3 separate regions of the Homo sapiens genome follow, and regions 1 and 3 are each linked to region 2. Evidence: chromatin loops called from intact Hi-C (ENCODE). Cell type or tissue: MCF 10A. All regions are shown on one strand. Each heading gives the region's core, and the rest is flanking DNA. Links, peaks and the distances in the headings are about the cores only.

Evidence for each region. Hi-C counts contacts between places; a loop is a spot of excess contacts. Peaks named below come from ENCODE experiments on the same cell type or tissue, not always from the same donor. Only the 100,000 strongest peaks of a DNase experiment are listed, where the experiment ranks them.
Region 1: it touches region 2 in a loop (11-fold over the local background); 23 of 110 quality-filtered maps call a loop at or near these places.
Region 3: a loop joins it to region 2, with 17 times the contacts of the local background. A loop is called at or near these places in 82 of 110 quality-filtered maps.

What each region holds. Positions count from the first base shown.
Region 1 is chrX:48,023,368-48,031,093 of GRCh38, forward strand. No RefSeq gene overlaps it. Among named protein-coding and RNA genes, the nearest start is that of SPACA5, 20 kb to the left of the region's middle. In MCF 10A, for the core only: CTCF peaks have their summits at 2,442 (motif pointing left) and 3,512 (motif pointing left); DNase peaks (open chromatin) are centred at 2,464 and 3,474.
Region 2 is chrX:47,190,156-47,197,881 of GRCh38, forward strand. UBA1 (ubiquitin like modifier activating enzyme 1) reads left to right here and starts at 3,674. Exons shown (of 26, transcript NM_003334.4): 1 at 3,674-3,869. RefSeq lists enhancers at 729-778, 809-858, 839-1,379, 3,577-3,756 and silencers at 3,514-3,702, 3,797-3,946. In MCF 10A, for the core only: a CTCF peak has its summit at 3,529 (motif pointing right); DNase peaks (open chromatin) are centred at 3,206 and 3,556.
Region 3 is chrX:47,519,993-47,527,718 of GRCh38, forward strand. No RefSeq gene overlaps it. Among named protein-coding and RNA genes, the nearest start is that of ARAF, 37 kb to the right of the region's middle. RefSeq lists silencers at 3,666-3,735, 3,796-3,845. In MCF 10A, for the core only: a CTCF peak has its summit at 3,582 (motif pointing left); a DNase peak (open chromatin) is centred at 3,569.

The DNA of each region.
Region 1 (7,726 bases), core at 1,866-5,865, 830 kb after region 2:
TCCCATTTTATTAAGTATATAACTAGGAGTGGAATTGCTGGATCATGTGGTATTTCTGTGTTTAACTTTTTGAGGAACCACCAAACTGTTTCCTACAGTGGCTGCACCATTTTACTTTCCAACCAGCAGTGTATTAGGGTTCCAATTTCTCCACATCCTCTCTAACACTTGTTGTTTTGTTGGTTTTTATTGTAGCCATCCTAGCAGATGTAAAGTGGTATCTAATTGTGGTTTTGATTTGAATTTCCCTGATGACTAATGACAAATCTTTTCATGAGCTTATTGGCCATGTGTATATCATGTATATCTTATTTGGAAAAATATCTATTCAAGTCTTTGCCCAGTGTTAACTGGGGATTTTTTGGTTATTAGATTGTAAGAGTTCTTTATATATTCTGGATACCCTTATCAGATTATAATTTTCCCATTCTCTGGGTTGTCTTTTCATTCTCCTGATAATGTCATTTGATACACAAAAGTTTTCATTTTTATTAAGTCCAATTATTCATTTTTTTTCTGTTACTTATGCTTTTGGTATCATATCTAAGAAACAATTGCCAAGTCCAAAGACGTGAAGATTTATTCCTTCATTTTCTTCTAGTTATTTTACAGTTTTAGTTCTTGTATTTAGGTCTTTTATCCATTTTGAGTTAACTTTTATATATGGTATGGGGTCATGGTACAACTTCATTCTTTTACATGTGGATATCTATTTTTCCAGTGCATCTGTTGAACGGACTATTCTTTCCCCATTAAATGATCTTGGCACCCTAATCAAAAATCATTTGAGCTGCATGGGTTTTTTTTTTCTGGACTTTCAATTCTATTCCATTGATCTATATGTTTATCCTGGTGCCAGCACCACACTGTTTTGATTACTGTACCTTTGCAGTAAGTTTTGAAATAGGGCAGTGTGAGTCTTCCAAATTTGTTCTTCTTTTTCAAGATTGTTTTGGCTATCCAGGGACCCTTGCAACTCCATATAAATTTTAGGATTAGCTTTCCCCTTTATGCACAAAAGGGATTTGGGATTTTGTTAGAGATTACATTGAATTTGTAGGTTGCTTTGGGGAGTATTGGCATCTTAACAATGTTAAGTTTTCCTTAATTATCCACGAACACTTTCCTTTTATTTAGTTTTATTTTTTATTTAGTTTTTCCTTTTATCTAGTTTTCCTTACTTTTTTTTTTTTTTTAATGGAGTCTTGCTCTGTCACCCAGGCTGGAGTGCAGTGGCGTGATCTTGGCTTACTGTAACCTCCGCCTCCCAGGTTCAAGCAATTCTCCTGCCTTAGCTTCCTGAGTAGTTGGGATTACAGGCAACCGCCACTATGCCTGGCTAATTTTTTTTGTATTTTTAGTAGAGACGGGGTTTCACCATGTTGGCCAGGATGGTCTTGAACTCCTGACCTCAGGTTATCCACCCGCCTCGGCCTCACAAAGTGCTGGGATTACAGGCGTGAGCCACCACACCTGGCCTTCTTTACTTTCTTTCAGCAATGTTTTGTACAGGTCTTGCATCTGCTTGGCTAACTTTATTTCTCAGTATTTTATTCTTTTTATCCTATCGTAAACAAAATTGTTGTCTTAATTTCCATTTTGGCTTTTTCATTGATAGTGTATAGAAAAGCAATTGATAGTTGTATGTTGATCTTGCATCCTGCCATTTAGCAGGATTTGTTTATGAGTTCTAACAGTTGTTTTTTTTGCAGATTATTTAGGATTTTCTATATATATATAAATCATACCATCTGGGAATAGAAATAGTTTTACTTTCTTTCTAATTTGGGCATCTCTTATTTCTTTCTTTTGCCTGAAAATTTATCTGGCTAGAACTTTGAGTACAATCTTTAATAGAAGTGACAAAAGTAGGCATCCTTATCTTGTTACTATAACTCTCTACCCTTAAACTTTTATGCCAGAATTTCTAAGGACCAGATAGAATGAATTATGCCTTTACTGTTATATAAGTAAGCCAAAGATGGCCTCTATGTTTGACCCCCAGGTTGTTTATTTCTTCACTGCAGGCTGAGACCCCTTAACTCAAAAGTTTGCTGGCACCAAACAAATTTTTACATACCCAAATATTTCATAAATAGCCCAAACACATAGATTTTTAGCCACTGAGAGTCTTCCTGCTTTACATACCCCAGAAAACCTGGTACTACATCTTTCATCTTTGGGGAATAGATAAGTTAGGCCCCAGGCCATAAAATACCCAAAGCTGCTGCTGCTGCCCTTCAGAGTTCTCTGACCCAGAGAATTTTCTCTTTGCTGCTGAATGACATCACCTAGACAAATAAGCCCCCGTCTTGATGCCCCAGCACTTCCCTTGTCGTTCTGCCCTTCCGAATAGTTGACCAGTGGCCATAACCTCTGTACAGGCTCGGGCTGTGAGGGACTTCATGCAAACCTGTCACAGAATCACCCCATAACCCTTATTGTGCTACGCCACCTTGTGGTCATTTATTTCCTTCATCAGCGCCCTAAATCGCTCAAACTCCCTGTAAGTGACAAAGAGGAAAAGGGAAGGATTTCTGGTAATCATGAAATAGATAGGAGACAGTAGGACAAATAATTGGTAAAAGAATCCTGGATGGTCTCAAGCGGTGGAACTCTAAACTTGGAATGCCATTGCATCAGTTTGGCATGGGACTGCTTTGTGCTGTGTCACATACTCTACATTTGTGGGTTTTCTCTGTGCCTCACTAGCCTGGCCAAGCAGTAACACCAGTATTTGAATGAATCCACTTCATTAGAACTGACTTTTGGGATCAGGTGTGGAACTGCCTGGGGAAGGAGGTCACCCTGCCCGCCTGGAGCCCCACTAGGCAGGGAAATGCTGGGGCACGCACAGGGCGCTATAAGGCCTGTGGGTCTGAACACAAAAGGTTGGGGGAGTACACATCTCTGGACTGAGGGTAGGCTATCCTGACCCCATGACTGGCTAGAGTGGTAGGAGCCCCGTGAGTTGGCCCTGTGATTTTGGGTACCCTGAGACGCATATGACACGTGAACATGGCTATAAAGCAGCGATGTCGGGCTGACGTGGATCCCCTAAGCACAGCTGGGGGAGGCGCTTTTGTAAACAGCTAGCATGCCTCTGTTCTTGTCGCATTTGAATTTGCTATTACAGATGACATCATTTCTGTTCCTTTCCGGAGCAATATCAAGACCCCAAATTTGTTGAGGTGGGGCAAAACTGTTACTTCACGTGACTAAAGACGTTTATATTGCTGTCCCAACCAGGACTCCAAAGGAGGTGGCTGTCCTCTTGAATCCAAACCAGGGGACCCATGTTGGGCTTGCGCGCTTCTCGCCAGGACACGGCCCAGAGGGTAGGTCTCTCATTCATAGTAGCCACATTAAGCCTGGCTGTCTACTCTAGTCTATGATCGGGGCATAGAATAATAATAACCCTTATTGTGCTACGCCACCTTGTGGTCATATAATCTTCTTTCATCAGAGGAGACCAGAAGGCGTAGAAGACCCCGGAGAAGAGGACTGGCGCCCTCTAGAGGATGACGCGACACAATACCACCATGAGAGAGTGAGGAACTTGACCTTCTCCTTTGCCAGTCACCAACAGCAAAGTCAAAAAAACAGAAGAGACAACAGGGGAGGGTCAAGAAGGAGAGGCCATTTCTCATTTGGAGGAGGAGACACCCTCTGTCTCACCCGGAGCCCCTGCCTGTCCGTAAGGACCTAGCCAGGGAACCAAATGAAAAAGCTACCGATGGCCGGGCGTGCTGGCTCACGCCTGTAATCCCAGCACTTTGGGAGGCCAAGGCGGGCGGATCATGAGGTCAGGAGATCGAGACCATCCTGGCTAACACGATGAAACCCCGTCTCTACTAAAAATACAAAAAGAAATTAGCCGGGCGTGGTGGCAGGCGCCTATAGTCCCAGCTACCGGGGAGGCTGAGGCAGGAGAATGGCGTGAACCCGGGAGGCGGAGCTTGCAGTGAGCCGAGATCACGCCACTGCACTCCAGCCTGGGCGACAGAGCGAGACTCCGTCAAAAGGAAAGAAAAGAAAAGAAAAAAGCTACAGACAATGTATCGAACAGAGCACAGCAAGCTCCACCTGACAGGGGCTGAAGTGAAGCACTTGGCTGCCCCAGGACGGTATGGAAAAGTGGCTTCCCTACTAAAGGATTCTGCACAGTTAGTACAGAAGCTGAGAGTGACTCCCAGGAGGCTTTGCATTGCAGTCCATGTACACCTGGTCAGTATGGATTTTGCATTTTTGTGAATTTTGGTGGCTTGGAAAGCTGCCCACCCTACACGAGGCCTCACAACCCCCTGGGCAGAATGGCGGTGGAAAACGTTAGCTGAGGCCAAAGATGTCCTCCATCAGCTCTGCACATTCCAGTGGGATTATCTGGTGACAGATGGCAGGGCATGAGGACTCTATAGTCTGAGGAGGCTGAATGGAGTGCTGAGCCCACACAGTAGTTTCTCAGGGAGCACCTGACAAGTACAAGTCCTGATTTCTGTCAGCGATGGCTAAGGCTAAACAATCCACCAGGCCATGGCTGCCCTGGATGGAATAGAATCTCATGGAGGACAAACTCACAGCCCAGTGTTGCCTGCAGTTATGAAAACAATGCCCCACCTGGCCTAAATCACAAGGAACATCACCGGCAAGGCCGCCCCCTCATAGTGCAAATAAACCACCACCAGCCAGGCCCCCAGTTGAGCGGGAACCCTGAGATGCACGGAAGAGGTCATCTATTAGTCAGGGTTCTGCAGAGCAACAGAACCAATAGGAGGCGATATGTCTACGTCTATGTGGAGATATGTGGGATTTATCGTAAGGAATTGGCCCACATGGGCCCAGAGGCCCACAGATCCCAAGACCTGTAGTTGGCAAGCTGGGAACCCAGGAGAGTGGGTGGTGCAGGTCCAGTGTGACGGCCAGCAGACTTGAGGCCAATGAAGAGCTGACGTTTTAGCGCATGCTCCAAGGCGGGAATAAACTGATGTCCCAGCCCCAGCACTCAGGCAGGAGGAGTCCTCTCTGACTCACGGAGGGTCAGCAGTCCTGTTTGCCTCAGGCTTTCAACTGGCTGGGTGGGGCCCCCCACATCTAGGAGGGAGGTCAGCTTCACTTAGTCTTCCAGAGAAAGGTTAAGCTCACCCAGAAACACACTCACAGCCACACCCAGGACAGTTTGATCCATTGTTTAGGCACCCTGTAGCCCAGGCAAGTTGACACGTAAAATTCACCATCCCGGGTTGTATGGAGCCTCAAGGGACAAGAGGATCCCAAATTGGATGTGCTCTGATAAATCAGTGCAACAACACAATACGAGCCAGGGTGAGGGGACAGCCATGGCAGGCCTCTGCTTCCAAGGCAGCCTCACCTTCAACACCTGCCTTGATCTCTGCCAGTGACAGGGACCCACCCCACACAGATCCCGTGGTCATGGAAGCAGGTCCCTCTGGCAGACAATCAGCCTTTTCCACATTAACTGTGGTTTGCCCTTCAGCAAATCAACACCACAGGCCAATACAGGTGCTGGAATCTCCCTCATCCCAGGCAACATTCAAGCTTTAAAGGGCCCTCCCCAGGAGGTGGCCCGCTTGGGAAGAGGAACCAGGAAAGCATCATCACCCTCTTCCCTATTCAGGTTGGCCCAGGGTTGCTAAAAGACGTTTCTGTCCTGGTTGTTGTCCCCAATCTGCCCCTTTTCCCATCGCTGGAACGGGCCCTCTCAGTCAGCGGGTGACCTCAGAGAACGGCCTAAGGGTCCTGTGCTATTGCTGCCACTGACAGGTGGGAGCCAGTTAACCAAGCCCCTTCCCCTGCTGGTGTGGGGTTCCACACACCCCATAGCAGCGGAGGCAAGTCCTGCTGCGCTCACTTGGTTAGGGAAAGGGAACGAACTCCTACCATCTCACCTTCCAGCTCCCCAGTACGAGCTGTGCTGAAAGCCACTACTAATGTGTGAGGCTAACTCCAGACTACGGAGCCTTAAACAAGGCTATCCCCTTGCTTAGAGCACTTCTACCAGACATCTTTGCCTTAAGACGACATTCAAAACAACCTGGCTAAATAGTTTGGAGTTGAAGAGTCTGCTGACATGTTCTGTTCTGTGAAAATGTCCCAGGAGACTCACCACAATCGCCTTCCCCTTCAGGGCCAACAAGACACCTTGTACTGGTCGACTCTGGAGTGGTTCAGTAGCTGCCCCCCACCACGATTGCACACGGGATTTGCACACAGGCTTTGCACACAGGACCTGAGTGCTGCCTGCACCCCCGTCAGAGCTCGGCTTTGCCATCACATTGGCAACATCCTCGTCACTGAAAGGGACCAAGGCGCTGTCCCACAGGTGGTCGCAGTCTTGAGCAAGCACCTCACTGCGAGGGGATGGACAACTGCCCCTCTAAAAGGTCCATGGCCCCTCCGGGTCTGTTGAATTCGGGGGCAACGTGTAGAACTCAGAAGGGCAAACTGTACCTGATCCTGTAAAAGACAAGCTCTGGCTGGGCGCGGTGGCTCATGCCTGTAATCCCAGCTACTCGGGAGGCCGAGGTGGGTGGATCACGAGGTCAGGAGTTTGAGACCAGCCTGGCCAACGTGGTGAAACCCCATCGCTACTAAAAATACAAAAAATTAGCCAGGTGTGGTGGCAGGCGCCTGTAATCCCAGCTACTTGGGAGGCTGAGGCAGGAGAATTGCTTGAACCCAGGAGGTGGAGCTTGCAGTGAGCCGAGACCACGCCACTGCACTCCAGCCTGGGCAACAGAGAGAAACTCCATCTCAAAAAAAAAAAAAAAAAAAAAAAGACAAGCTCCCAGAACTGCAGCCTCCCACACGCCCAACTGCAGCAGATGTATTTGGATTCTGGCGCCACCACATCCCCCACTTCCAATATTTGCTGGGCGCTATCTGTGGAGTCCCCCTTACCTCTTCCACTCTCCAGTGGGACCTGAGCAACAGAAGCCACATAAACGCATGCAGGCTGTTACCTCAGCTCCCTGACCTGCCCCGAGGGCAGGACTCACAGTGAGAAGGTCCAGCCGCCTCCAAATTTGCTTCCTGGAGCATCTGCCCCAAATGCACAAGCGAGCACCTACCCATGGGCTTCAGCTGTAGGCGGCTGCAGCCTCAGCCCAAAGGTATTCGCCATGAGAAAGGCACCACCTGGCAGCGCCCTGGGCACTTCTGGAAATGGAAGCCCTTCCTGGGACATAGCCCATCACCCTACACGCTGAGATTCCTAGTATGCCCCGTGCAGTGGGAGAAGCTCCCCCTAAAACCCTGATCAAAATAGAAATGAGCTCCACTGGCTCCAGCTAAACTCGGCCCTCCTGGAGTGCCACAACCTCCATGAGCAAACTGCCACGTGCCCTGACTGTGACACGAACTTTAGAAACCCTAGAAATGCCTCCACCCCTTGCTCAAGGGGAGCCAAAGGGAGGAAGGCCACAGCACTCTCAAGACAGGAAAAGCAATGCTCTTTCTTTACAGATGGAGCGAACATGGGGAATACGAGAGCCAGACACCCGCAGCCCCGCACCCCAGGCCACCAGTCCACTTTCCTTGTCGGGGAGGGGCCCCAGTGCGGGCAGGCTGAGCTGCGTGCAATACTCCTAGCAACAGACCATGCTCTTGGCAAATATTTTCCCAAGGTGTTTCACTGACTCCAGGTCAGAGGCTAATGGGCTGACTACATAGTTGGGGCATTAACAGAATCAAGGCTGAAAATACAAGG
Region 2 (7,726 bases), core at 1,932-5,931:
GCCTGAGCTCAGGAGCTCTAGTCCAGTCTGGCTAACGTGGCGAAATCCCGTCTCCACTATGGTAACATGTAAACATAGAAAAGATAACAGTAAAATTTTTTCTGTGTTATAGGACCGTTGACCAAAATGTTATGCAGCACATGATTGTATATCCATAATTTATATTACTGTATATAGTCACAGATATCTATTATAATACGGGTTTGTATGTGAAACTATAATTTTACTTATTGTTATGTTTATGGTCTGTGTATCTTGCTAGAATGTCAGCTCCATGAGCCCAAGGAAGAATTTCCAGCACCTGGCCCATGTCAAATGAACTTTTTTGGCCACCTGAGTCTCGGTCTCCCCATCTGTAGGATGGGTGTGCCTTTCCATGTGGAGGCACCCACACGTTCCGTTTCCTCTTCCCACCCTACAGAGCACGGCTCCGGCAATTCCACAGCTCAGGCTTACATTTTCCCATATTCTGGACGCTGGTGCCCACCACGTGCACCAGGCACTGGCCAGACAGAACTACCACCCCCAGCATGCCGCGCGCATTTGGGCCGTACCACAACCTGTAGGGTCATCTGGGTCTGAAACGGGCACCAGCGACGCGGGAGCAGGGACTGACGCCCCTCTAGCAAAGCATCTGTGGTACATCCCAGACCCGGGGCTCTCCAAGGCCCCGCGCTTCCGAGCTCCGCGCAAACTCTGGCTTCTCTTGTACGACAGAGGTGGTTTGCTCTTCCGTTGCCCCGTGGCTTCAGCTCATCTTTGGCAGGAAGGCGAGGCTTCCGCCCGGCACAGGGGGTGAGCTGGAGCACCGTGCCCCCAAGCCTCTGGACAGCATTTGGAGGAGGGTGCTTCCCTAATCCCAACTTCGGGGAAACCCCTCATGGGCGTATTTGGAGCCTCCGGGCCCGGGGTGATATTTAGGGGGCGTCTGCTTTTGAGACCCTTAAGGGGTGCCGTTTGGGGACTTCGGGGTGGGATTTGGGAGTCTGTTTCGGGGAGCACCCCTCGGAGGCAGGGTTTGGGGGGCTTTGGGGAGATTCTTAGGGTCCGTGTATGGGCACCCTTGTCCGTGGAGCAGGATTTGGGTTATTCTTCAAGGGGAGAAGCAAAGCTTGAGGTTACTAAAGTCAAGGCGGGACTGGGGGAGGGCTTGTTTCAGGACGGGGTCCTGGTGACAGAACAATCGGGACCGACGTGGCATTGTGGAGGTGTCAGGCCTTTGTGACCTCTGGTTTTGTGATGAGGTCCTCCCCGCGCCTGGAGGCTCAGGACTGCGAGACTGGACACGTCGGGGGCCCAGATGTTTCTAGGGAGAGGAGCCTCCCAGCTCAGGCTAGGGAAGGGACACCGGAGCCCAGCTCTTCCTGAGCTGACGAGGCGCCACCCGGCCTTTATTCATTATTCATAATAAGGTGGGGCTGTGGTAGGCGGCAGTTTTTTTGCCTCTTTCGCACCTGGTCCGCTGAAGGTTCTCGGCTTGTGAATTATTCACGAGGGGCGGATCAGCGTGCCGAAGGGACGTGCTGAAGGGGCGTTCTGAAGTCTGCCGCGCAAACGAGTTCATTGATGATTCGCAAAAGTTAAGTAGCACCCTGAGTTTTCAGTGGCTTTTCTAGGGGTTCCGTGCTTAATTCATGAGGAGCGTGGCTTTTGCAGCTTTGTCTGCGTGATCCGCGGTTAGCTTTCCCTTGCAGGTACCAGAGTTAAAACCTGGCGTCTAGCAAAGGGATGAGGCCTCCTACATTGTTCATTTCTTATGGCCTGGTAATCCCAGATAATCAGCCGGCTCTGGATTCAAATCCCATCGATCCTTTCCAGTTGTGTGATCTTTGGCAAATCGTTTTGTAAGCCTGAATAATGGGTATGAGGATAACGATAAGATTAGCTTACACTCGTTTAGCTACTTAGCGCATTTAATCTTCACGACAATCCTAGGAGGTAGGTCATTATTACCCCCACTTTATAGATAAGGAAACTGGGACACAGGAAGGCTAAGTAATTTGCCTAAGGTCACACAATCAGTGAGTGGCTGGGCCGGGATTCAAATTGGGGTCTAGTTCCGCAATCTGTAGTCTTAACCAGATGCCATAATGTCTCCCCTCCCCATTCCCCTGCGCCGCCATTTGATAGTACTACTACTACTAATATAACACTTAGCATGTGCCAGGCACTGGTCTAAGCCCTTTCTACTTATTTCTTCATTTAAACTCCATCGCAAGGTAAGTTGCTGTTATTCCTATTTTATGGATGGGGAAGCAGTGGCCCAAGTTGGGGGTTTCTCTAGTGGCTGAGTATTCATAACTAATTTTATATTAATGTAAATATATATTTACATATCTTAACATATTACTTTTATATTAATATATAATATTTTAAAAATTTAACAGTGCCTTGTGCCAGCAATGTTCTAAGGCTCATCCCATAATTTATATTCTCTGATTTTCTTTTGTTTGAGACGGAGTTTCTCTCTTGTCGCCCAAGCTGGAGTGCAATGGCGCGATCTCGGCTGACTGCAACCTCTGCTTCCCGAGTTCAAGCGATTCTCCTGCCTCAGCCTCCCCAGTAGCTGGGATTACAGGCGCCCGCCAACATGCCCAGCTAATTTTTGTATTTTTAGTAGAGACAGGGTTTCACCATCTTGGCCAGGCTGGTCTCCAATTCCTGACCTCAGGTGATCCACCCGCCTCGGCCTCCTAAAGTGCTGGGATTACAGGCGTCATCTGATTTTCATAATAACACATTACTATCCTCATTTTACAGTTGTGGAAACTGAGGCACCTGCCAAAGACATGTAGTGAGTTTGGGTTTGATTGGACCAAGGCAGCCCTTGTTCCTGAGGCGGGGAGAATGGAGGGAGGCGTGGAGAGGGGAGGTGGGGGCAGGGAGTACACGTCCCCTGGGTTTTCTGGTGGCACTGCAGTGACATCTTTCATTATTCATGAACAGGAAGGCGTGCTCACTTTGCCTTGGCTATAGCATCGTAATCCCTATTTGCTGGGCAGGGCAGTCTTGGGTGTTTCTTCGCCTTATGCATAATTCATAAATTGGGTGGAACCTTTCTTGACCTCTCTGAGTTTCCAGGTTGAGCTACTGCAGCAGCATAATTCATTATTCAGGACCTGGGAGAGTGTGTTTTCCCTGCAGCAGCCCCATTTCCCTGCTTACAGTGTATTAGATGCAGCAATAGGCGGGCGTGCCCCTTTTATTCCAACCCACTGGGCCTCATGCATTATTCATGAGTAAGTTGTGGCCTGGGTCTCCTTGGCTTCCGGGCCCCTGCAAGATCATCATTATTCATGAATGGGGGTGTGTGGCTTCCATGTTTTAACATCTGCTTTCTGGTTGCTGGTTGTTAGTCTACCAACCACTCAACTTCATGCATAACTTATAATCAGGAAGCATGGCCTTAACGGTTTTTCTTCGCTTCCTTGACAGCCTGGCTGCAACAATTCATTCATTAGTCGCATTCCATGAGGCGTGGCCTCTGTTTTACCTGTTTTCGTTGTTACTGCCACAATGTCCACCAGGTGGTGCTGTTCCACTTCTAACCGAATGAATCGCAACCGAGTAGGGAACTTTATGCATGATTCATAAGTAGGCGCGGCCCGCTTGCATCCGGGTTTCTGGGGGTGGGGCCCAAGGTTTTGTTCCGGCCCCAGGCTCAGCGTCCGCCATCTTGTGTCGGCGGCTCGGCTGTAAGGAGGTGGCAGGGACAACCACAACCACAACGGCCGGGGGAGGAGAAGGCGGCAGCGGCGATTCTAGGCGGCCCAGGCGGCGGGGAGGAGGAGAAGGAGGAGGGTGGCGGCCGGGCTTGGCTTCGGCTCCTTGAGGAGTTGGCGGCGGCGCGACCCGGGGAACCGGCATTGGTAAAAAAACGTCCTTTCACTGCGCCTCGCCCTGGGCAGGGGTTTCGGGGAGGCACTGGAGGGCCCTGAGCCACGCTGCTGTCGGGGCGGGCCGCGGTGACTCGGGAGCCAGGAATCAGCGGAGTAGGGAGGGGGAGCGGATCCTGGGGCGGGGCCGACTTTCCCCGGCCAGGACCACTCCGGCTCCCTCTGGTTGCAAAATCTGACCTTGGAGTCGGACCCCCAGGATGTGCTTTTAGAGACTCACGCCCAACATCTCTAGTCTGGGACCTGACTCCGTCCCGAACCTTGTATCTCAGATCAGAACTCTTCCCCAGTCTCCAATAGAGATTTACGTGGATCAGCATTGCTGATCAGAGCTCCTCACCATTGAATGCCGTTAAAGACCTGCCCCAGAATCTCCTTTGAGACACTTCCTAGCTTCTCAGTATTTGTCCTCAAGGCTTCCAGGACGGGCTAGATCTCGAAGGGGTCCATAGGCCCTTTATCTCTGTAAGAGAGTCCTCTTTAGCATTTTCCTTCAGACCCCCATCCCACACACATGCTAGCCGCGCTCAGAGCTTCCAGGGGTACTAGACCCTGTGAAAGGCCATTTGGGCCTGGCCTTTGTGTCGGGGGCCCCTCTTCGCCACACGTCAGGTCTCCTAACCCCACCCTGGCCCTAGCATCTTCCATCAGAGACTCTGCCCAGTATTTCTACTCAGAGACCCCTCTTACCATCTGCCTTGAGAGACTCTTCAATTCCTAGACTCTGTCCTTTGACACTTTCTCTACTTTTATGGAATTTCTCGCTTTTTATACTTCCAGTATTCAGAGACTACTGAGAGGCCTCAGCATCTTCCCCATCAGGCACCTTGAACCCCCAGAGCCTTCCAGTGCACCAGATACCAGGGAGGAACTGTTTGGATACATAATCCTCCATCAAAGAGCCCCTGCGAGCATCTGCTCTTGCAGATCCCGTTGGCTTCTAGCCCCTTCCATCAGAGACTCGCCTCCCCAACCCCACCCTAGACCCAGCCTCTGCCTTCAAAAACCAACCTGGGTTCTAGCTGCTTTTTTCACAGATCCCTTATCCTCACATCAGGCCTCAGAATCTGCCCTCAGATCGTTTCAAGGTCCCTAACGTCTGCAGTCAGGGGTTTTCAGCTTCTGCTTTCAGCCTCCTTGGACCCCAGGATCATTGTCAGATGTCCCTTCCCCCCACAGGCCTTCTTGTTTTCTTTTTCTTTTTCTTTTTTCCGAGACAGAATTGTTTCACTATGTCGTCCAGGCTGGAGTGCAGTGGCGCCATCTCAGCTCACTGCAACCTCCACCTCCTGGGTTCAAGCGATTCTCCTGCCTCAGCCTCCCGAGTAGCTGGGATTACAGGCATGCACCACCACGCCTGGCTAATTTTTTGTATTTTTAGTAGAGATGGGGTTTCACCATATTGCCCAGGCTGGTCTCGAACTCCTGACCTCAGGTGATCCACCTGCCTCGGCCTCCCAAAGTGCTGGGATTGCAGGCGTGAGCCACCGCGCCTGGCCATGGCCCTCTTGTTTTCTACTGCAGTAGAAAACCCTCTTCTCAGCATCTACCTTCAGCGCCTCCATGGGGTCCTACATAATTGGTCAGAGAAACCCAACCCCATTTGGGGACCTAGCCAGTGTTTGCTTATTAACCTTTTTAAGGCCTGCACTATCTGGGCCCAGCTTCCCGTTTCCACACCCTCAGAGCAGCTGTGATACCTAGCATGTCCTGTCAGAGATTGACACAGGGCCTTTGTGTTCCATTAGAAACCTCTCCCAGCCCCTCACCATCCACCCTCACAGCCTCCTGGGACTCTGTAGTAGGAATGTCAGATACACCTCTCCTCTTGCATGTCCCTATCTATTATTTTTGGTTAAAGATTTCTCTCTGCTACCAGCATCTGTCTCCAGAGTCCTCCAGAGCCTCAACATCCTCCTGATGGAGGCTGCCTCTCCCCCCAGACCCCAACATCTTCCTGCTGCCTCCTCAGACTCTAGAATCCCCCACCCATTCCCTTTGCAGCTTCCATGGGGCCCAGCAACTGTCCTCCTACCTCCTTGCAGCCTTGGGGGCCTCCACTGCAATTTTTCAGCCTTTCTCCAAAAGATCCTTTTCCAGAGATCCGAATTTGAGTCTTTTCCTAATACCCTAGCCTAGTCCTTTCCCTCCCAGGACTTCTAACATCTCCTTTCCCATTTGTCTCAGAGCCTCCTTGCTCTTAGACACCCACTTCCTGATTCTCCTCTCACGTTCCCATGGACTTCTCAGTTAACCCCTCCCAGAAAGCTTGACATGCTCCAGCCCCCCTTCTCTATGCCCTAGCTTCTCCATCCTGCTAACCTGCCTCCTCTCACACCTCCAAGACTCCTCCCTCAAACCCTCTGGTTTGGGAATAGAGAATGCTTACGCTTGAAAATCTTCAGTTTGGAGACTCAGGTATGTTTAGAAACTAAGCCACAGCTCAGCTTTGCCAAACAGTTCACAGTGTGTATGTTATGGTGGGGGCCTGAGCAAATGTTGAGGTAGGAAGGGTGTAGATTGTTTTTCTGCTGGGGGTGGGGGATCTTTAGCTCCTCTGCAGAGTTTCTGTCCCAGACTCCTGCTTGCCTTGAGACAGGGCTGTTCCAAACCTTTGCAGTCAAAATCCACTTGAACAATCATCTGAAACTTCTTAGACTCTTGCTGCCTGCACTGGGGATCCAGAGGTGAAATGTCCAGATATTAAAGTGCTCTCTGGCCCTGGATCATCTCTAATTTATGGAGTGAGGAAATGGCATGTCCCAAACAAACTGACCAATGACAAGGCAAGGAGATAACTAAGTAATAGAGGCCACTACACGTGCCCAGGGAGGAACTCACATCCTCAGGTCAGTGAGTTCTGACCACAGACCTTGGCTTCTTTAACCCTGCCAGCAGCCCCTTGAAGACAGTTTCATTTGTCCCAGCTTTTGGAGAAAATGAGGCTCAGAGGAAATGAGATCTCTACCCCAGGTCAGTCAGAGAGTCAGTAAATGGAAAATATGGTTCACCTTTGTCTCTACTAACTCACCAAGCCTCTTGCTACCCAGGTTGGCTCTTAGCATTCTAAGCAATTCACCTGGCTATCTCAGGGGCTCCAGCCAGCCTGCTGCCTCCCCTCATCTCCCATTCCTTAGCCCTGTGGACTGGGCCCTGAGCCCAGGGGCATTTGGCAAACAGTCCCCCACCAGCTGCATGCCTCTGGGCGAGTGAATGGGGTTCTCTAAGCCTTTCTTTTCCCATTTGTGATTTGGGCATAGGGTTATCTGGGTCATGGGGATTGTTAAGATTAGACAAAGCCCTTTCCTCTTTGATTGACACACAGTATGCTCTTGGTAGATAGTAGGGAGCTCTTGTCATTGTGGTTGGTGCTAGTGACAAGTGCCAAGATGGAATCTTAGGTACATTGGGATACTTAGTGTCATAAAAGTCTCAGTGTGGGAGGACTTGTGTGAACAGAAGACTCAGTGCCTAGAGGAGCACTTGGGGTGAGGGGAAGTGACGCTGGGTCCTCCCATCTCCAGCATGTGGACCCAGTCACCCCCACCACCAGATTTCACTTCCACAGCAGGCTTTATTGTTCTGTCTCTGGGACCTAGCAGGTGACCCTGGGCAAGTTACTTCTCATTTGTCCGGCAAGGACACTAAACTCTGCCTTGCTGGGTCAGGGTCATGGAGGGGATGAAACGTGATAACACGAGGAAGCAGCCTGGGCTTCAGAGTCAGCAGATCCTGGTCTGGTCCCAGCTCAGTGTGTGGGAACCTTGGTCACCGAACGTCCCTGAGTGAATTTTTTTCCATCACTTTAAAGTTGGGGGTATTATTGATAG
Region 3 (7,726 bases), core at 1,866-5,865, 330 kb after region 2:
TGTGATTGTAAAATGGTGCAACTGATATGAAATAGTTTAGAGGTTCCTCAAAAACTTAAAACTAGAACCACCATATAATCCAACAATTTCATTTCTGAGTATACATCAAAAGAATTGTGCCCGGCATGGTGGCTCATGCCTGTAATCCCAGTGCCCTGGAAGGCTGAGGCGGTGGGTGGATCGCTTGAGCCCAGGAATTCAAGACCAGCCTAGGCAACATGGTGAAACCCTGTCTCTACCAAAAAAAAATTAAAAAGTTTGGCAGGAGTGGTGGTATGTGCCTGTAGTCCCAGCTACTTGAGAGGCTAAAGCAGGAGGATCTCTCTCTTTTTTTTTTTTTTTTTTGAGACAGAGTCTCACTCTGTTGCCCAGGCTGGAGTGAAGTGGCATGCTCTCGGCTCACTGCAACCTCGCCTCTTGAGTTCAAGTGATTCTTGTGCCTCAGCCTCCCTAGTAGCTGGGATTACAGGTGCGCGCCACACACCTGGCTAATTTTTATATTTTTAGTAGAGACGGGGTTTCACCATGTTGGCCAGGCTGGTCTCAAACTCCCGACCTGAGGTGATCCGCCCACCTCAGCCTCCCAAAGTGCTAGGATTATAGGCGTGAGCCACCACGCCCCGCCTTGGGAGGATCTCTTGAGCTCAGGAGATTGAGGCTGCAGTGAGCCAAGATTTTGCTACTGCACTCCAGCCTGGGCAACAGTAAAACCCTGTCTAAAAAAAAAAAAAAGAAGAAGAAGAAGAAAAAGAATTGAAAGCAGGGTCTTGAAGAGATATTTGTACACCCGTGCTCATAGCGTTATTTTTATTTGAGGCAGGGTCTTGTTCTATTGCCCAGGCTGGAGTGCAGTAGCGCAATCTTGGCTCACTGCTACCTTGACCTTCTGGGCTTAAGGAATCCTTTCACCTCAGCCTCCTGAGTAGCTGGGACCACAGCCACACACCACCACATCAGACTAATTTTTAAATTTTTTGTAGAGACAAAAAGTCTTACTATGTTGCCCAGGCTGGTCTCGAACTCCTGGGTTCAAGTGATCCTCCCACCTAGAGCTCCCAAAGTGTTGGGATTACTGGTACGAGCCACTGTGCCTGGCCCTCCCTCACTTTTTTACAAGACAGTGTCTCATTCTGTCTCAAAGTGAGACTGAGGGAATAGAGGTGAGAAATGGAAGCTCCCCCCATTTGATTCCCCTCACTCTTCTCCCCAGTTAGGACCTCTTTTCCTGTATTTTCTGCACCTGACGTGTCCTTTCTCTTTCATCTTGTCCCTGTGACTGGAATAAATGGAGGGATGAGTCAGGGCCTGGCATTGATCAAGGAGCTAGGCATTGATCAAGGAGCTAGAAGAGAGAGCTGGGCCTCTGTCTCTAGTACTTCCTGTTACTGGCAGAAGGGCGGGAGACAAGTCATAGAAAACAACTTTCCCAAAATAAAGTGTTGACGAGAATATGGAGAAATTGGAACTCTGGTGCACTGTTGGTGGGATTGTAAAATGGTGCAACCAGGCTGGCGCAGTGGGTCATGCCTGTAATCCCAGTACTTTGGGAGGCTGAGGTGGGTGGATCATTTGAGGTTAGGAGCTTGAGACCAGCCTGATCAATATGGTGAAACCCCATCTCTGCTAAAAATACATAAAACTAGCCAGGCATGGTGGTGGGTGCCTGTAAGCCCAACTACTCGGGAGGCTGAGGCAGGAGAATCACTTGAACCTGGGAGGCAGAGGTTGCAGTGAGCGAAGATTGTGCTACTGCACTCCAGCTTGGGCGACAGAGCCAGACTCTATCTCTAAAAAAATAAAATAAAATGTGCAACCAATAGGAAATAGTTTGGAGTTTCCTCAAAAAATTAAAAATAGAACTACCATATAACTCAGCCATTTTACTTCTGAGTATATATAAAAAAGAATTGAAAGCAGGGCCTTGAAGTGATATTTGCACACCCACATTCAGAGCAGCATTATTTTTTTCTCAAGCTGGAGTGCAATGGTGTGATCATAGCTCACTGCAGCCTCAAACTCTCAGGCTCAAGTGATCTTCTTGCCTTGGCCTCCCAAGGTGTGGGGATTACAGGTGTGAGCCACTGTACCCAGCCTGAGCTCTTTTAAAAATATTCTACATATAAGTGAAGTCATGAAATATTTTTCTGCCTGTGTCTTAAGCAAAGCTATCCTTCAAAAATGAAGGAGAAATTAAAGTTTTTCCCTGACAAGAAAAAGCTGACGGAATTTATCACCACTAGACCAGTCTTAAATGTGGATTTCTAAACCTTGCTAGTCAGTTTGCCAATATTTTAACTTATACCTGTAGCATTTTAATGTCTATTTTATTCCATAAAGATGTATTGGGTACCAGATGTGTGCTTGACACATGGTTACCTGTGGGTCTTTTTATTTCAATTTCATCTTTTACACCAAAAGCTTCTAGGCCTGCCTCCACTATCCAGGTGCCCTGCACTCTCCATTAGGGTGCTGGGGCTAGGGCTCAGATGCCTAGATTCTCCTGAGAACCATCAGCCAGGGAAGAGGAGTTGGGAATGGAAAGCTGCCTTGTTTGTCCGGTACATATGCATATGTAGTTACTGGGGAATTGTAGTTACTGGGAAATTAAATCAGGGCCAACATGTGCATGTTTCTAACGTGGGGATAGATTTCTTCAATTCATTAGATCAATTGAGAGATTCTTAACTGTTTTGAACAGACAAATGTTGACAGGAGTTTATTTCCAGAGGCATATGGACTAAGAGTTTAGGTCTGTGGTGTATATCAGGGTGGGGATTGTTAAGGAAAAGGGATATCTGGGTATTAGGGGAAGGGGTGCACAGATATGTAGGACCGACCCACAGGCCTGGGTGACATCTGGACATCGCCTTACCAAGGAGCCCCGGTGCCCTCCTCAAGCCCTGCCCAGCTCCTTTTCCTGCCTGGCCACAGCCTGGGATGTACCTGGCTTCCCTTTATCTATAAAAAGGAAAGGCTTCCATTTATTTTAATATGAATTTATGCACATTCTACAAAGGCATTACCACACCTGCAGAAAACCATTGTTCGTACTTGGAGGGAGTTTTGATGATCATTCCTGTTCTGTGTATAGTTCACATTTTTACATGGAGATTTCTGTGTGTGTATCCTGCCTTTTTTGCTTTAATAGTACATGAAAATAATTTCCCATGATGTTACATAGTATTGATAAACAATTTTTCAAATGGTTCCATAATATTTTTAAAGAGACTGTCTACCTGAGTTTCTTTAATTTCATATTCCCTGTGGCTTCAGATGTTTCCTTTTTTAAGGATAATGCTTTGATAAGTATCTTTACACGCGTACGCGCACACACACATCCATCTCTGATCCATCAATCTATCAAAAGAAGAGGAGGATGGAGAAGATGGAGGAGGTGAGGGAAGAGGAAAGGAGGAGGGCTGCTCCTTCACGTCGTGAGCTCTGCGGGTGGTTGCGGAGCCTGGGTGAACACGACCGTGACCGTGGCTGCGAAGGCGGGCCCCGCCCTCTGACTGCGGACTACGCGGCGGCGCCTGTGCCGCAGTAGCGCTGGACCTTGGCCTCTGGCGGTCTCTGGCGCCCCCTCCCGTTCGCATCGTGAAGCTGGGCCGAGCCCGCTGCCCGCCGTTCCTCGCTCCTGTCTGCACCTCCTCCTCCGTTTTGCTTCCCTGCAGCTTTTGCCCCGCCCCCCTTCCCCTGCCTCCCCCTGGCCCTCCGCGTGTTAATTTAGGGGCCCCAACCCGGGGAACCCCTCGCAGAGCCAGCTGCTGTCGTTAGGCCCGGGTGAGTGAGCAGGACGAGAGGGCACGGCTGGCGACGGAGCCCCTCCCAGCGCTGCGGCGGGAGAGGGGGCTCAGCTCGAGTCGCCACCCGGACTCGCCGGACCCAGAGCTCCTCTTTGGGGTTCCCGCTCTCCCGCTCCCCGTGCTCCTGGGAAGAGGTTCTGGAAACGACCGAATCTGGGTGCAATCGGGGTGGCGCACAATCGCGCCCCTCCAGTCCCCTCTGCGGGCAGAGGAAGTGGGACTCGAGGACCAGAGCTCTCGGGCCTCCTGATCCAGGGACCTGCCATTTCCTGGCCCAGGACCCCGGGAATGCCCGAGCATGGCACCTCGACGTGGCAGGAAAACTGTTCAGGAGGCGGCAGAGGAGCCTGTGGGGGACGGGAGGCAGCCACCTCCCCGCGTCCTTCGAACCCTTTGCTTGGGCTGCCGGGCATCAATACCCCAACTCACCCAGCACCCCCTCTTCAGAATAACCTCAAAACCCAACCGGGCTCCTGGCCACAGGGCCTTCTCTTAGTCCAACCACCAGGCTGAGTGAATCCTCGTGGAGCCAGGAGGGTCCTCAGTGACCCTGCACAAACCCGTTATCAAGTCACCCCAAGTGGGATCCAATTAGCATCCTGTCTCACCCAGAATCGCCACTTACCACACCTCTACCTGCCTCTGTGTGCTTGGTCCCCACCATTTCTCCTGCAGTCCCAGACTAAGGAAGGACTGGACGGCCCGACCCAAGCCTCCCGCAAATGATTTTAAGGAAGGAGATGCCCCTCGGCAGCCAGACATGAGGATTGATTCCAGGACTCACCCAGCTGCTGCCCCAGGGACCCCACAGACTTCCCAAGCAGAGCCAGTTCCCTGGGAGGGCTGCATGGAGGAGGAGACCTGCCAACACTGGAGCCGAGGGGTTTCTACTGATTCATTCACAAAGCTTAGATCTCAGATCTTGGACACATGACTGAACTTCACAAAGTCTCAGGATCCACACACATTTTCCATTTATTCTTCTTATTTTATTTTATTTTTTAGACGGAGTCTTGCTCTGTCACCCAGGCTGGAGTGCAGTGGTGCGATCTCGGCTCACTGCAACCTCCACCTCCCGGGTTCCAGCAATTCTCCTGCCTCAGCCTCCTGAGTAGCTGGGATTACAGGCGCCTGCCGCCACACCTGGCTAATTTTTTGTATTTTAGTAGAGACGGAGTTTCACCGTGTTGCCCAGGCTGGTCTCAAACTCCTGAGCTCAGGCAATCCACCCGCCTCGGCCTCCCAAAGTGCTAGGATTACAGACGTGAGCCACCAGCCCAGCCTCCATTTATTCTTCTATCCACACATTCGCCAAGTACAGTCATCCCTCAGTATCCAGGAGAAATTGGTTCCAGGACCCCCACGGATACCAAAACCCACGGATACTCACACCCCAGATATTAAATGGTGTAGTGGTTGCATGTAATGCACACATATCCTCTTGTACACTTTAAACCATCTCTAGATAACTTATAATACTTCATACTATGTAAATAGTTGCTATACTGTATTATTTGTATTATTTTTATTTTATTTTTTTTCTGAATATTTTCTATCTTTGGTTGGTTGAATCTGAGGATGCAAAACCAGGCATAGGGTGGACTGGATGTTGGTCCTGGTATTTGGGATGAAAGGAGAGTGAGAGGGCGTTCAGGGCAGGAAAGAAAGAAGCTGGCATTACAGCCGAGTGCAGTCAGGGACCTTGGGAGGCCTGCCAACAGCACATGCAGAAAAGCTGGGAGCACTGGGGCGAGTTGCTCAACTCCACCTGAGGGGCAGAAGGGGGCCCGGAACGCTGCTGCCAAGAAGTCGCCTTAGAATTAGGCTGTGGGGCTGGGTGCTGTGGTTCACGCCTGTAATCCCAGCACTTTGGGAGGCTGAGGCGGGCAGATCACTTGAGTTCAGGAGTTCGAGACCAGCCTGGTCAACATGGTGAAACCCTGTGTCCACTAAAAATACAAAATTAGCCGGGTGTGGTGGTGGGCACCTGTAATCCCAGCTACTAGGGAGACTGAGGCAGGAGAATTGCTTGAACCAAGGAGGCGGAGGTTGCAGTGAGCTGAGATCTTGCCACTGCACTCCAGCCTGGGTGACAGACTGATACTCTGTCTCAAAAAAAAAAAAAAAAAAAAAAAAAAAAGAAAGAAAAAGAGAAAAAAGAATTAAGCTGTGGGAGGTGAGAAGGGATTTGCCAAGTAGACAAAGAAGGCTGCCTGGGAGCAGGGGAGGTGGGTGGGGGGCAGTAGCTGGATCACAGAGGACAACAGGAGGAGCGGAGGAAATGTTTGGTCAGACTGGTGTTTGGGAAGGTTGGCCACTGGCAGTGTGTATGCAAGGGGGGACCTCAGGGAGCGAAGGTGGGTTAAGGGGGAGCTCAGACTGGTGTGGAGCCCTAACATGGACATCTATGATCTTTCTGCCTTTAGAGGGCTAGTTTTCACCAAGTTTCCACCCGCACTGCAACCCAATGACAATGTTTAAATATTCTGGGTGAGTCATTTGCTAGGATTTCTGCAAAAGTATTTGATTCGATCCATTTATGAATCAAGTTGATCCTTCCTTCCTTCTTTCCCTCCCTCCCTCTCTCCCCCCCCCTTCCTTCCTCTTCCTTCCTTCCTTCCTTCCTTCCTTCTTCTGTCTTCATTTGTTGCTCAGGCTGGAGTGCAGTGATACAATCAGAGCTCACCGCAGCCTGGATCTCCTGGACTCAAGCAATCCTCCTAGCTCAGCCTCCTGAATAGCTAGGATTACAGGTGTGCGCCACCATGCCCAGCTAATTTTTTTATCTTTTGTAGAGATGGGATCTTGCTATGCTGCCCAGGATGGTCTTTTTTTTGAGACAGAGTCTTGCTCTGTTGCCCAGGCTGGAGTGCAGTGGCACAACCATGGTTCACGGCAGCCTGAACTTCCTAGGCTTAAGTGATCCTCCCATCTCAGCCTCTTGAGTAGCTGAGACTACAGGCATTCACCACCATGCCTGACTAATTTTTTATTTTTTGTAAAATAAAAAGGTAGATGGGGTCTCGCCATGTTGCCCAGGCTAGTCTCGAACTCCCAGGCTCAAGCAATCCTCCTGCCTCAGCCTCCCAAAGTGTTGGGATTGCAGGCATGAGCCAGCATGCTTGGCCACCAGACTGGTCTTGAACTCCTGACTTCAAGTGGTCCTCCTGCCTCGGGATTGCAGATGTGAGCCCCTGTGCCAGGCTAAGTTGGTGTTCTTTCTTTATGGATTGTTATACCCCCAGGAGAGGCTGATAGCTACCCAGAGTTCTGCCTGTCAGTTTCGAGGTCTCATCTCAGTGACCCACAATCTCTCCAGCTCCCCAGCACTGCTGAGTGGAAAGAGTCTTCCTGTCTTTTCCCCTGCCCCGGGCCCAGGCAGCATCCAGGTAACTGTGGGGCTGAGGCTGGAGCAGGCCAGGCCCATGAAGCAGGTTGGCACCTCGAGAGTTTCTGCTTTTCCTCAGAATCTGAGGTACTTCTTGGTAATGAGGTAGAGCCCAACCTCCTTAAAAGTGACATGCTTGCCAGTGCAGTTTGCTACCATTTGTGTGTTTGAATACAGTTAAAAATTCTGTAACTTTGTCTATAAAGACAAATAGACAAAACCAAGATCTGGAAGCAAAGAAAACAGTTAGGAAATGAAAATTATAATCCAGGTGAGAGGGGATGAAGACTTGAATCAAGGCAGGAGGCGTGGGAGGCAGATGCCATATACTCTTTTGCAAGCTTCTTGTGAACATCGAATTCGATAAGCTGCAGAAAAGCAGCTGGCATGGTGCCTAGCATACAGTAGGCATCAAATAAGTGCTGGGTTGCCACCCACCCCCTCCTTGAGGCAAGTTCTGTCAGAAAGCAGGCCCAGGGGTGTTCTCTGCAGAGAGAAGCCAGGATGAAGGCCTTGTTCCAGCTCCTCGGAG